Linked DNA regions of Homo sapiens: region 2 is linked to region 1. Evidence: read pairs that join two places in POLR2A ChIA-PET (ENCODE). Cell type or tissue: CD4-positive, alpha-beta T cell. All regions are shown on one strand.

The links. Peaks named below come from ENCODE experiments on the same cell type or tissue, not always from the same donor. Only the 100,000 strongest peaks of a DNase experiment are listed, where the experiment ranks them.
Region 2: POLR2A ChIA-PET joins it to region 1 with 14 read pairs; 14 of 35 experiments call an interaction of 5 or more read pairs at or near these places.

Annotation. Positions count from the first base shown.
Region 1 is chr15:38,689,803-38,692,302 of GRCh38, forward strand. No RefSeq gene overlaps it. Among named protein-coding and RNA genes, the nearest start is that of LINC02694, 5.5 kb to the right of the region's middle. In CD4-positive, alpha-beta T cell, CTCF peaks have their summits at 1,127 (motif pointing left) and 1,326; DNase peaks (open chromatin) are centred at 619 and 1,129; H3K27ac peaks cover 474 bases.
Region 2 is chr15:38,553,190-38,555,689 of GRCh38, forward strand. All of the region lies in intron 2 of RASGRP1 (RAS guanyl releasing protein 1), which reads right to left. Among named protein-coding and RNA genes, the nearest start is that of RASGRP1, 10 kb to the right of the region's middle. RefSeq lists an enhancer at 1,356-1,435. In CD4-positive, alpha-beta T cell, no CTCF peak of the experiment used is centred here; a DNase peak (open chromatin) is centred at 1,372; H3K4me3 peaks cover 550 bases; H3K27ac peaks cover 2,112 bases.

The sequences.
Region 1 (2,500 bases):
AGTCTTCCTGCTAATAGGAGATGAGGCTTTAGAAGCCACGAAAGACATAAGACTAACCAATGCTACCTGGCAATCCATTTCTATCAGCTCCAATCCTGGCTGCCTTTCAGCATTCACAGTCCAGTGCAGAGGAGGGTCTTTGAAGGTATAGGGATCAGAAAGAATTTCCTCCTTAGGTAAGATAAACTTTAATTTCTTTCTCTCTTCTCAGTAGGATTAACCTGATCTTCAAGGGAGAAAGCCAAGAGCCAGGGCAACCTTAGGTCAGGGGCTGAGGCCTCCTAAATGCAAGGGGATGTGCCTGGGAGATGTGTTCATGCTGGTCCTAGCCCAAGGTGGGAAAGTACTGGAGCTCGGGGGGCGGTGGCGATATGGAATTGGGAGGTAGGAGGTCTGCTACTGTCAAGGCAATAAAAGAGAAAGTGTTAGCAGTTCCTATTCTAGGAGCAGCTTACTCTACAGGGAGGCAAGAGTGCATACTTTTATAGAGCTTCAAAGGAAAGAATAGTCGGAGATGCAGGCTCAGGAAGTAGGGCAGAAAATCCAAAGTCGGTGGCCTTATGGTATTGTCTAGATGAGCATGTTTTGCACTTTGAAGCTTCACAGACCCAGTGTTAGGGGAAGCCGCTTCAAGGTGAGGCTCTAAGCCTCTCCATCAGACAGCAACTTCAATACCCAGCAAAGCGTAAAAAGCAATATTTTACTCATGTGAATGTACACGTGAAACAAGAGGGGGGAAGTGTGCCTGAAAAAAATAGCAAGCATCAAGTAGATGTGTTCTAAAGTAAAGAATAGGAGACCAGTAATTGCAGACCAAAAAGCTTTTCCTCTCCAGAGCCCGAACACTAATGCAGGCATTGTTCCTCCTTCAGAAACCCCTCTTAATAGAGCATTAGTACTTCAGAACATTTATACCTATTAGGATATGCTCATCACAGCTCTTGACAAAGCCTCTAAATTATACCTTTTATAATTCCGTTATTCTTTTTGTGCTGCGAAGTCTTATGCTGTGTGTTAATGCAAGGCAATTAGCTTTATCAGGAAGAAAAGAAAAACTGGCTTGACTTCTTGCAAATGCTGAAATTGCCAGATCACACACTCTGTTACTATCGCCCTTGAGCGCCACCTTCAGGCAGTTCTTTGGTACTGTTGTGGAAATTTCTAGCCTTCTCAAGGTTGCTTGTGAACTGAAAGGCACAGACAGACCCCTTTCCTTAAGCTGCCTGTTGGAATATGGTGATACAGATAAGTATAAGAACCTTCCAAGAGGCAGTTTTATTTCTGGTGGCTGATTTTTCACTGATTTGATTATTTTATAATGACTAAATGTTAGAAAGAGGCCTTTCTAACATTTAATTTGGGGGCCCTAAATGAAAAATTACTGGACTGAAAAACTGGTTTGACTCATTAGTCACTGAGGTTATTGACTAAATGAATAAATTTACTAGATGTTTTACTGAAACCCAAGACAATCCTGATTCTTAAATTTAGCTGTTAATTTCAACCACCTTCCAAATTTCAAACCTGGCCTTCTTCTCCAATTTTATATTTTTAAACCTGGCAATTAATTACTAGATGATGTTCTTCATTTTCATGTAGGGATTCTGATGAATAGGAAAAAAAGAAGAGAAAAAATTTCATAACCTTAACAAACTACCTTTACTAGTTAAAAACCATCTAGAAACCCGCTGATCTGATTCAAATAACTCCACTTATCTGTTGGTCTCTCCTCACTCTTAGCTTCTATTGGCTGCCTCAGAGTTGAACTTGGCTTGACTTTCAGCTCTGCTGCTTTCTGTGTGATTATATCACATAGAATGTTCTCAGCTTCAAGTAATAAAAAATCCAACAAAAACTGGCCACATCAAACTATTAACTCACTTAACACAGAAAGTCCGGGTGAGAGCAGTTTCAGGGTTGGGTAATTCATCTGTTCTCTTCTTTTTTTTTTTTGAGATGGAGTCTTGCTCTGTCGCCCAGGCTGGAGTGCAGTGGCGTGATCTCAGCTCAGCTCACTGCAACCTCTGCCTCCCAGGTTCAAGCGATTCTCCTGCCTCAGCCTCCTGGCTAGCTGGGATTACAGGTGCCTGCTACCATGCATGGCTAATTTTTGTATTTTTTTTTTTTTAGTAGAGATGGGGTTTCACCATGTTGGCTAGGCTGATCTTGAGTTCCTGACCTCAGGCAATCTGCCTGCCTCAGCCTCCAAAAGTGCTGGGATTACCGGCGTGAGCTCGGTCCAATAATATCTTAAGTAGCCGGGCTTTCCCCTTCTTTTTCCCCTGCCGACTTTAGTGTGCTGGCTTTTGTTCTCCAGATGGTGTCCACAGTTCTAGGCATCACCTCAGGGTGCAGCACAGCCTGTTTCATCAACACAATATGTTTGTGTTTCAAAGAAAGGAATTTTGCTTTCCCAGAACCCTGCAGAACACTCTCCCTCCATGCTAATGAGAATGGAAATTATCATGAGTAGTTTAGGTTGGCCCATCCCCGTCCTGGC
Region 2 (2,500 bases), 140 kb before region 1:
AGCCAAAGCTCACTGTAACTCCAGAACAAGACACAGCAGCTATAATTGTTCCGGGCAGGAGTGGACAAGTTCTAACATCAGCAGGTGGGCTGCGGCTGGGGCCCGAACTGTAGATGACCTTCTCCAGGGGTCTCAGGGTCCAACACAGCTGTTTCTGTCAATTACTGAAAAGACTGTTTTTGCTTTCACACAGTTTCCCAATGTGTTTTCATCACAGATTTCATAAACTTCAGTTCAACATATTGCCTTACATAATCTGTTGCCAAAGTAGTACTTTTGGGTAAGTACTCAGGAGAAGCACTCCCCAGTTCCTCCCCAGCTAAGCCACTACTGTAGTCCTCTGACCCATGGGGACGGGCATAAGTTACGGAGTAGACCCTCCCAGCACCATAGGAAACTGGAGTGTTGAATAAAGGTGGAAATGTACACTAGGAATATGGCCTTTGAATGCAAGAATCAAACTGTAGTTGTAACAGACATCCACATTCTATTTACACAGCCAACAGACAGGCGTGCTGTACATTTTATAGGGGGCTTACTGCAGTTGAGAAGAGATAGGAATGCAGAAAAATCTGATAAAAGTGCTCCCAGGGTTTCAGACCTGCTCTTAGGCAGGGATCTCATTAGATCTGGCTGGATTGTTTTAGAGATCTCCAAGAGGCTGGCTTCACCATGTGCTTTTCTAGTTCACATAGCTGAAAAACCTATATGCTCTATTGCTTCCCTGGAGATTTGTGCCCTTCAGGTTTTCCTAGGATGTCTGAGAAAAATGATCTGGGATGTTCAGGAAGCAAGTGTGCTATACGACAGTATTTCTCAACATCCATTCATGGGTCACCTCCATCCAAACCAGTGACTGCTGGCTGAATGGCAATCTCTGGGGTTGACTGTGAGGAATTTGAATGTTCAACACACTCCCTGATTATTCCTCACGCCAAAGTTGGAGAATCTCTGGAGTAGCAGAAAGAACGCGAACCTCGGGGGAAGACTGACCAGAGTTCACATCTCAGCAGCTCTCTCACTAATGAGCTGAACCACTTTCCACAGGTCATTTAACTTCCCTGAGCTACAATTCTCTATTAGTTAAAGGAGCAAAATAACAACCACCTCATAGGGTTGTTGGGAGGATTAATTGGGTCAAGTTAGGTAAAGGCTCAGGATCCTACAGAGTCCACAATAAGTGTTAAACTACTGTCTGTCTCCAGCTCTCTCAGAAGTAAAACTCATCTCTCTGGATGGCTTTACTGAATTGAACTGCTCAGAATTCCTGAGACACTGTCTAACTTACGCATAAGCATTGCCTCTGTTCTCTACAGCGGGGCCTGCAACAAACACTGCCAAGCAGGAGAGCACAGATATGAATGAAGGGGATTTCCCATCTCCTCCTTTCTCAGGCCTGGCAGTCACTGAAACCCATGCTCATGAGAAGGCAGACCAGCGTGGAGAACTGGTGATGCCTGCTCATCAAAGATGCAGCAAAGGCCTCCTTGGAATAAATAGTGTCCAGTCTTATAATAATGCTAATTCATTCTAGAGGGCTAAGAGCGGCCTGGGAGCTGCTCTGATGACTAGAAGCCTCAGGATGCAAGTGCCCCCGAGGACCATCCTTTACACGTGAAATCTTGTAGCCACGACTACTAGCGACTGGGAGGTTCCACTGAGGAGGCTTCTGGGAAAGCTGTGTTCTTCACACAGGGCCTGCCATCAACAGTGGCTAAGGCTTCGGCCCCTTCCTGACACTACAACTGACTTTGTTCCTTGGTGTTGCCTGTTATTAGGTCTGCATCCCCAATGATGTCATGGCCCTTGGCTTCTGGTCTTATGCTCCTGTTGCCCTCTGGGCACCTTGCTTTGGTGCACAGACCAAGTTGCAGAGTGGTAAGAAATACCTAATCTTTCCTTTGTTACGGAGAGGGCTATGGCCCTGAGTGTGTGTTTGCCTTTTGCGGCTCCCATTTTGAAAAGAGACGGAATGTTTTACTTTCAATAAGCTGAGGCCTATAAAATGCTTTTAATATCCAACTGCTCCATGGTGGAGAAAACATACTTATTAGTTTTGGGGTATTTCTAGTTTGGAAGGTCTTTGGATAGCATTAGTACAATTCACACAAGAATTCACTGATTCACACTTTGCTCAATAGAGAATATCAGGCAGACACCTGGTATATAGATTGGGTGCAATCAATATTTCTTACATTGAATGGAGTTTCATTTCTAACTGGGGAGACACCAGGATTGCAGAAGAGTGGGCACCAGGTGCAGCCCTGTCCTATGTGGCATGCAGGTCTCCCCTGAGTGTAGGAAGGCCTGTCTTAGGAGAGAGATCCAGGCTTGCCCCAACCCAGGTTGCAAGTGGCTGCTAGGGGTAGGGGAAGGAGAACAGGAGCAGCATATCCTCTCTTGAGACTGGGGGCACAAGGCAAATTCTTTCAGTTCTCAAAGGTTTATTTTCCTGTTTGTTCAATGGAGAGAGTAATATCTGACCTGCCTATTTCAGAGC